Linked DNA regions of Mus musculus: region 1 is linked to region 2. A link is a contact called in ENCODE Hi-C or POLR2A ChIA-PET data. All regions are on one chromosome and are shown on one strand. The core of a region is the stretch at or near the end of the contact, and the rest is flanking DNA. Distances in the headings are between cores, read along the strand shown.

Region 1 (4,748 bases), core at 1,495-3,994, 34 kb before region 2:
GGTATTGATAATGTAAACTAGATAACCCTTATAAGAAATAATTAGGTAATTTCCTTAAAATTATAAATTGCTGGGGTGATTATGAATGCGTATATCTCAGTACTGAGGACATAGAGACAGGAGGGTCATGAGTTCACGGCCAATCTGGACTACAGATCAAATCCCAGGCAAATCTGCGTTACACTGAGATTATATCATGTGTGTTATACACCTCCCCTCCATAACTAAGACAAAAAAAAAAGCTTTTGATTTATACCAATATTATGCCCAATATTCAATCCTATGCCTGATCAATAGTACTACTTACTGTAACACTACTTAAAAGTAGTGGGCCGGCCGGGCAGTGGTGGCACACGCCTTTAATCCCAGCACTTGGGAGGCAGAGACAGGCAGATTTCTGACTTTAAGGCCAGCCTGGTCTATAAAGTGAGTTCCAGGACAGCCAGGGCTATACAGAGAAAGCCTGTCTCGAAAAAAAAAAAAAAAAGTAGTGGGCCGGCGGTGGTGACGCACACCTTTTATTCCAGCTCTTGAGAGGCAGAGGCAGGCGGATTTCTGAGTTTGAGGCCAGCCTGTTCAACAAAGTTCCAGGACAGCCAGGGCTATATAGAGAAACCCTGTCTTGAACACACACACACACACACACACACACACTCACACCCAAAGTAAGTAAAAAGTGAAGAGAAACATCTAGCTAAGCATGGTGGTCTATCCTATGACACCAGGAAGCAGAGGAAGGCAGACTAAAAGTTCAAGTCTAACCTGGGCTACATAACAAAACTCTATCTGGAAAAAAAGAAAGAAAAATTTGAAAGCAAGAAGGTAGTTAATAAATATAGGTGGTAAGGACACATAACAATATGCTACACCGCTATAAGAAGTAAGAAAGAAACTGTAACTCAAAAAATTCCTTGAAATACCTTTAGAACTTATTATTAATGGTGAGAAGTACAGAGCTAACTGCTGACCAATACCTATGGTATATGGTGATTCTATAAAAATAATTCTGAGCCGGGCGGTGGTGGCGCACGCCTTTAATCCCAGCACTTGGGAGGCAGAGGCAGGTGGATTTCTGAGTTCGAGGCCAGCGTGGTCTCGAACTCAAAAAGCAGAAAATAATAATAGTAATAATAATTGTGAGCCTGAGGATGTAGTTCAGAGACGACTGTGTGCCTAGCATGTGGACACATGTTCACATGTTCGGAGACCAGTGTGTGAGGCCCTGTGTTCACCCCCCACACCCCAGCACTGTTTAAAGAGAAAAGAACGAAGATGGCTTTATAATCCTAGAACTCAGGACACAGAGAGACAGTCTTATAGCTAAACAGTTCTGGGAACACAAACTAGGATGCTGGCTTCAGACAGGAAGGGCAGGTGGCTGAGCTAGATCAGGAAGACGGCCAGCGTGTGGAGCTTGGTCACGCTTGCCTTATATATTTCAGGTTCACGTCAAAGCATGACCTGTTGAAAATAGAAAGTTTAAAACATGAACATATTGCCTTTAGGATCCATAACTGGGTGGCAAATTTTATACTAGCTCACAGGCACAGAAAGCCCAGCGGCTCACTTCTCTGTCTACAGTGCATCATGAGAAATACTACTCTAGTGGGGACTCTATCACAGTGTCTTTATGAGGACATATTTATAAATACTGGGCCATTTTTTGAATAGTGACATTTTTCTTTTACGAGAAAAGTTTAGCATATCTGTTTCCATTCAAAGCCAATTTATACAAAGAGGATAAAAACTACCTTACATAATATAACATAGAAGGAAATTTTTAAAACATTTCCCACTGCAATCTTATTACCTTGAACTTTTAACACAGGTTCTCCAGTAAGTACATTTACATAAAATGACAGCAGTCTTATTTTTCCCTTTCCTAAACGATCTTAAGAAAAAGATCAAAGAAGATGTAAAAAGTAAAAAGGAAGGCGTCAAACGTCATTAAGTGGATGTTCAACATGAAATGTCTCACCTGAGAAAGTCCACTCCAAAACTGCCGGAAGGCCGCCAAGCAGCTAATTAGTTTTGTTTTTTCATCCTCGGGGGTATCCATAAACATTCTGAAAAAACAAAAATCACATTATCTGCTGCTAGTTTTAAACAGGTACACATCCTGCAAGGTAGATTTTTTTTAACTCCTCAAAACCAACTTAAGTGGAATCTAACAAAGATAAATCTACAAACAACAATTAAAAAAACACACACACACACACAAAGATCTGCCTGCCACATACTCACCCTGGGAAGGCCTCTTCTATAATTTCTGTTTTCTGCAAACAAACAAAAACTAGTAAACGATCTGACTACTAAAAGGGGGCGGGGTGGGAGATGTCCCCGAGAGAAATATTCCCGGGCAATACAGATAGAGCACGACACTTTTATGGGGACCGCGGCGGGAACTAACAGCACTTTCTTAGATCTGGCAGCAGTCCGGGGATGGGGGGACCGCCACCCCGGTTCAGACGCCTATGTCAACATAGGGGCGGGAAAGGAGCTGGCCCAGGCCCGCAGCCTGGAGCCGCACGCAGCCTGCACTTCCCGGAGCCATGGCTCTGGCTTACGGACAGTGGCACTCACCACCACCTCCTCGAAAATGCTCTGCAGTTGCGTCTCCATCGGTACCATCGAGCCCCGGGCTCCCGGGGAACCCGGCGACAGACGGGTGAGAGCCAGGGTCGGGAAAGAATGGAGCGGAGGGGCGGAGCCACCAGCAGGAAGCCGCCGCTCTCTCTTGCTCTGTTACTTCCTTCGGTGCCAGGCGAATGAGCCCGCCCGGTGCTTACCCGTTACCAGCCCCTCTGAAATCTGTATCTCAGCCTGTTGGTTCCGCTCGTAGAGGTGACCCCGTAAGCTGACAGCGCTGCTTGATCCCGGGCAAGGCCACCCTCTCCTGGCTGGAGCCGGAACTGCGACCTGTTTGGAGTTTCATTTGCAGATCCGAATCACAAGGGCTGTGGCCAGAACCAAGTGGGTGACTGTCAAGAGCTGACCTCGTGAAGCAGTTGATACCACGTTATTCTTGCCCAATAGGACCCATGTCTTCACTATGGTACCCTCAGTTGCTAGCACAGTGATGGGCGTGTCGTCATCGTTTATTGAATGTTGAAAAAAAAAAAAAGAATAAACCCTTTATTGTTAATTCGCAAATAAGTGGCGGTACTAAGTACATCATTTTAAAACAATTTTCCCATCATCCTGGTAAATTTCTGAAAACTTTTTTTTTTATTGTCTTAGTATGAAGAAATTTTTGTCTATCCAAAGGCTATTCGTCAATGTTTTCTTCCAGAAACTTTGTTCTAGCTTTGGTATTTAAGTCCATATTTTTTTAATTGGTTTTCATGACTGGAGATAAGTTCTCACAGGACTTTTCCCTCTTTGGGGAGATGTAAATAAATGTTTATAAACCCTAAATAGAGGACATTGACAGATTAAAGAAAGGATCTTGCCGGGCGGTGATGGTGCACGCCTTTAATCCCAGCACTTGGGAGGCAGAGGCAGGTGGATTTCTGAGTTCAAGGCCAGCCTGGTCTACAAAGTGAGTTCCAGGACAGCCAAGGCTACACAGAGTAACCCTGCCTCAAAAAAAAAAAAATCTCATTCAAATCCAGCTTGGTAAAACAATGAGCTTATTATAGTTTCTTATAGAAGCACGTGACTCGGGTACCCTCATTACTAGGAACTCCTACCTCAAGCATAGATGACTTACAAAAAGGCATACCAGTGTAGTACCCTCCCAATAAAATATTTAAATTTAACACAATGTTGGAGAATTAGAGGGGCTTCTGGGGAATCGTGTAAGGACCATCTTGAGTTTCCATGGCGTCTTCATTTTATTTTATAGTTTTGAGACAGGGTATTTTGTATCCCAAGTTGACCATGAACTTACTATGTAGCAGAGTGACCTTGAATATTTGATCCTTCTATTTCTCATGGCGAGAGATGGGACGCCCCTGAGACTATCTGCCAGGAAGAAGTGTTGGGTTAGGTTTCAGATTGGACCTGGGGTTAGGGTTAGGTGTGCTAGGGTTTGGGTTAGGATTGAACTCAGGGCTTCCTGCTTGCTAGACAAACAGTTTACCAGTAAAGACACATTCCCACTCCCATCTCTCATGTGGGTTTCAGGCAACTGAAGCTGCTCTGCTCTAACAGTGAAGCAGGCACTGCTTCCTGAGAGCTTATGGGCAAGAAGCTGGTGATTTTCCAGTCATAGTCTGGCAGAAACTTAGCTTCCCAACAAATGTAAATGATATCCAATCACTGTATATAGCATTGTTTACTGTACCATAGCTACTGAGATGAACTGTTTAATTTTCTAGTTGAAGAGTAGCCTGAAAGACTTAACATTCAGTGTTCTGTTTGCTGTGGACATGATATGAAAGACTGTGTAGTTTAAATAATAGAGATTTATGTTGATGTTGATACAAATCTGGAGGACAGACAGTCTCCCTGGCTGGTAGATGGACATCTTCAGCTTTCTTGTTGTCTTTCCTTTTTGTGGCTGAGGTTGCTATTGTTCCTCCATATTCTCCTCCTTTTTTTTCCTCTTCCCATGTCTTCTGGTCTGTGATAAGGTCTTATGTGCTCCTAGGCTTGTCTTGAGCTCATTTTGTCAAACTGCCTTCTAAATATGTAGGCTTACACTTATAGACTTGTAGTAATGTCAGCCTTTAGTCAGAGAAGATACCAATATCCTGGTGTATACTTGCTAACTAGCCCTGAGGTCCCACCCCATACTGAGTAGC
Region 2 (4,904 bases), core at 2,347-4,846:
GGAACTAATATTCCACAATACTGTATTCTAAAACTCACTGGCTTTAATGTCATCACAACTTGAAGAGTTCAGTATGACTTTTGACTCCACTGTTATTTATTTACTTTTTTCCATTGACCTGAATCTTTATCTCATGACAGAGTAAACATAATGTGAAGCCCCAGTCTATATACATTAGACAACAGAAACTTATTATTGCAGTTTTCTGTTATGTTCAGACCAGCCTATGGGGGCAATTTCTACTCAAACCACCACAAGGACCTTTTAGTTGATTGTTTAAAATAGGCTTGGAATGGGAAATTAGAAGACTTGGGCTCCAGGTCTTATTCTGATGTTTAGCAAACAGGCAATACTGAGAAAGTAACCACATCATTTAAACAACCAGGGCTTTAATCTACTCATTTGACAGAGAAGAATAAAACAATTATGAGGGGCACATGTCATTTCTAAATACTTAAACTGAACCTATGAACTTACACATACTAAGCAATCATTTCCTAATTGAGCAAACATCCTTAAAGCTATCCTTAGTTTGACATCAGATAATTCGTGAAAACATTTCTTAAGGCGTGAGAAAGCAGCCATCATAGAGTCATCGAATTATTCCTGCCCTGATGAACTGTATCCCTTCAAACAGGGCTGAGCAACCTCCAGCTGCCAGGAATGAGTACTCTATCAGGTCAAGTTAGAGTGATGGAACTGTCTTGGACCTGAGAACAGGGTCCCTTTGGCTGGAACTAAAGGAAGCCAAGAATTGGACTACATAGATGTTGAAGCCATTAGAGGCCCCAGTGATAGGGGTGGAGACAGAGAAGGGAAGAAAACATCAAAGACTCAAGTTCTGCAGCTGTCAGTTGCTTGATCCAACCTTAGCATCATGAAGCAAGTCTGTGGCACATTCTCATCTGCATTCATAGTAGCCCAGTGGGTAAGGAGACTTAATAAAACTTGGTCCAGTCCAACTCCTTCCTACTTGGAAAGCTACTTAATACTGTAGTAGTGGCTATTTCTGTTTGTCAATTTGACTATATCTGGAATGAACTACAATCTAGAATTAGAAGGCTCACCTGTGATCTTGAGGCTGGGAGATACAAGTTTCTGACCTGGATCTTGTCTGACCCGTCCAGCAGGTCAAGTTATTCGAGGGTCTCAAGGGGACCTTCTCCTAAGAACCAAATGGGGGGTAGAGAGAGGCGAGAACCTTGTGCAATGAACGACACATGGAAGCAGTCTGAGTAACATCAAGGTCTCACTGTATTAGCAAGGCTCAAGGTTTAAATGCACAAGCAAAAGGGGAAGTACTTCTCAGCAGGAAGAATGGGGCAGCGGAAATGCACCTCAGCAGGAGGGATGGGGCAGCAGAAAAAGAGGAAGTACTTCTCAGCAGGAGGGATGGGGCAGCAGAAAAAGAGGAAGTACTTCTCAGCAGGAGGGATGGGGCAGCAGAAAAAGAGGAAGTACTTCTCAGCAGGAGGGATGGGGCAGCAGAAAAAGAGGAAGTACTTCTCAGCAGGAGGGATGGGGCAGCAGAAAAAGAGGAAGTACTTCTCAGCAGGAGGGATGGGGCAGCGGAAATTTTTCTTTTGGCGACTACACGGGGAAGCAAGCAGGAACTTGGAGGTATCAGGGTACATCTTGAGGTCAGGACATCCGGCGCTGATTTAGGGCTGGAACAATCTGTGGTTGTTCTCAGAGCGATGTGTCGGTGGCCTGCTTTTGACCCCCTTTTCTTCTGGGGGGGGGAGGCCCAATTCAGAGATCAGGACAATAGTGTTGTCTTAATAGCTCCCAACACTTGGCATGGAGATCTTGAGGCATAGTGGCTATGAATCCCAGGAGAGTAAGGCAGGGAGAGCTCTGAGTTCAAGATCATCTGGAATAAAGCAAGTCCCAGATCCAGGCTTGGTGGTACACACCTTTAATCTGGTCCACACCCCACACCTTCTGCTGGATTCCAATTTGTGGACATTGGAAGAAGGAAGACTCTTTTCTTTGACTGCTTGCCTTGTGGGACTGAGTAGCTGTTAGAGCCTTGGACTTCCATTCATAGCTGCTGCTGACCATTGTTGGGGAGTTGGACTACAGACAAATTCCCTTCCTATATAGAGACTACCCATAAGTTCTGTGATTCTAGAGAACCCTAACAAAATACCATATAATGCAAAAAACAGTGAAAACATAGTATCTTAGTCTATCAATGTGAAGAGACACTATGACCAAGGCAACTTTTATCAGAGAAAACATGTAAGTGTGGACTTAGGTATATTTTTGAAGGTTAGTCTATTATCATCTTGCCTGGGAGCACAGTACTGGAGAAGACAGTACTGGACAGTACTGGAGAAGTAGCTTTGGAGAGTTTTGCATCCTGATCCATAGGTAGGAATATATCTATCCATCCCTCTATCTATCTATCTATCTATCTATCTATCTATCTATCTATCTATCTATCTATCTACCTACCTATCTATCTATTTATTTCTCCATCTATCTACTGAGACTGAGAGAGAGGGGGGTGGGGGAAGAGGGGGAGGAGACAGTGGACTTTTGAAACTTCAAATCCCACCCTCAAGGGACACACTTTTTCCAACAAGACTACACCTCTTAATCCATCTGATTCCTAGAAATAGCGCCACTCTCTGGTGACTAAGCACTCAAATATATAAGCTTATGGGAGCCCTTCCTATCAAACCACCACACATACTATTTTGTCGTTTGCTTTAAAATAATTCTTAAACTGTAGACATTCTAAAATGTAAGATACACTCCTCTCATAATTAAAAAAATCTTTATAGTAGTTTCAGAATTTCTATTATAATCAAACACATTTTATTTTGTTTTAATTACTTAATGTATATTGTGTGTGTGTGTGTATGTTGGGGGCGGGGTGTGTGTGTGTGTATGAGTGCAGGGGGCCTTGGAGGACAGAGGAGGAAATCGGGTCCCCGGAGCTGGAACTGCTGAGCAGCCTGACAGAGGTGCTGAGATCTGAACTTTCTCTGCAGAAGCAAGCAAGAGCTCATGACTGCTGAGCTGTCTCTCCAGTCCTCCAGTCCTTTAATAAATGTACTAGCTTGCAACTGCAGCATGACATCTATATGGATGTACAAACTCCCTGTACAGGGCTTCTTGTCAGCCTTTGGAAGATTGAGATAGGAGGGCTTGGAAAACCACTCTGACTAACATGGTATATGATACTGCCAAACACACAAACAGAAACAAAACCCAGAAAGCAACCGAGCTGGGGTGGAGCTCAGCTGGTATGAAGCCATGGATTCAGTTCCCAGCAATTTGTAAATTGGGGGACACATGATGTAATCCTGGTGCTTAGGAGATAAGAAGTGACACAAGTTCTTTCCACAGACAAAAACAAAACAAATGAGTAGCTTTTTATAAGTGTGATTAATATTCTATTCTTGCTATCTACATATCCCGATTAGTATGCATTATTACTTCTAAAGCTGTAAAGAACTGCTGTCCACAATGTCCGAGAGAGAAATGGACTTTATTCTGTGGGCAACGCTGTTTGTTAACAAGGCTTTTCCCTCTTCAATTGACCAATCGCTACAGAGCTCTGCTTTTCTCCCGGATTTAAAAGTCAGTCACAGCTGGGGCAGGCAGGACAGTTCCTTTTTCCCTCCCCAGAGGGAAGAAAGAGCCTTATTTTCTGGCTAGACAGGTTTACACAGCTACGGGAACAATGGATTCCAGGCTAGCATTAGCCACAGAGGAGCCCATTAAGAAAGACAGTCTCAAGAAATACAAGATCCTTTGTGTGGTAAGCAAAACTGTTCATTTTAGTCTTACAAGCTTGGTGGCAGATTGAAGTGCCTGCCTTCCCACTTAGGCTTGCTTGTGTCGCTATTAAGTCAGAATGTGAAGTAATTGTGTCCAGCATTAGGTTTGTTTGTGTTGCAATTTAGGTTAGAATGCTAAGTTATTGTGTCCAGCATTTCTGACAGAAATCTGAGACCGTGCTGGACTGATTTTGTTTTCCACGTGTTTATAATTAGAGCGCAAGCAATTTTTGACTGGTACGAATACTGTACGAGCAAGAATTTAGCAACTGAAATCACTTGACACATACGTCTTAAGGATCTGTTGATCTTTATCAACATTTCATTCTGTTTATTTACCATGTGGAGATTACTTCTTTTGCTTCCTTCCTCACTTTGCTCTGTTCCCCCCCCCCATATGAATTAAGTGCTCCTTTAGAGACTAATCCACCCCCCTCCCCTGTTTCCTATCTGAATGTCCCTAACAATACATGAATGTTGTTGAGGGTTTTATCTTTTTCTTTCTTTTTTAAAACGTTCTCTCCCCCTGCTTCCTGGATAATCTTGAAACGCTCGTTTCCAAGACATACTTGCTTTTTGACGGACTTATCTTTATCTTCATTGAATGTTACTCAAGACCTCACTCTACATCCTTCTTACCCAGTGATCTTTTCTTTAGGCAATCTGTGTGTTCCCCTGAGATGTTAAATGATACCTTCCCCCAACCCAAGCCACCATCATCTCCGACTTCTTTTTGGATGTCTCCTGCCTGACTACTCACCCAGCACCTCCAGCCAAAACCAAATGCAGTATTTTTTTTCACATCTGGCTGGCTGCAGCTGCTCTCAGATTCCTCGGGCTAACATATGTCAGCTCTCCTTTCTGTTTCCCAAGAAAGGTCAAGCAGTTTGTAGCTATGACCCGTGAGGACAACAAATCCTCAGTAGCTCCTCAGAGTTTATCTTTCCAGGACTTACACAGCCCTCCTTGCGGCTTTCTTGCCCTTACCTTTGTCTTAGTTTGTCACTCAAGGAATCAAACCCCTTGGGAGCTAAATCTGGGTCCTAAATGTATTTTTAGATTGTTCTTTTCTTTTTCTTCCTGAGGCACCTGTGGGCAGGCACACAGGCT

Evidence for each region. A loop is a pair of places that touch in the nucleus more often than their neighbours do. ChIA-PET counts read pairs that join two places held with the same protein, here RNA polymerase II (POLR2A).
Region 1: a loop to region 2 is called in a map of mouse embryonic stem cell, with 1.8 times the contacts of the local background. The contact joins the promoter of Med23 here to the promoter of Enpp3 in region 2. A Hi-C loop is called at or near these places in 1 of 37 maps with a recorded cell type or tissue (mouse embryonic stem cell). POLR2A ChIA-PET finds 5 or more read pairs at or near these places in 2 of 5 experiments (Patski and embryonic stem cell).

Annotation. Positions count from the first base shown.
Region 1 is chr10:24,867,982-24,872,729 of GRCm38, reverse strand. Med23 (mediator complex subunit 23) reads right to left here and starts at 2,744. Exons shown (of 30, transcript NM_001166416.1): 1 at 2,584-2,744; 2 at 2,245-2,276; 3 at 1,979-2,066. The coding sequence starts at 2,631.
Region 2 is chr10:24,834,887-24,839,790 of GRCm38, reverse strand. It overlaps Enpp3 (ectonucleotide pyrophosphatase/phosphodiesterase 3), which reads left to right and starts at 3,596. Exons shown (of 25, transcript NM_134005.2): 1 at 3,596-3,775. The coding sequence starts at 3,698.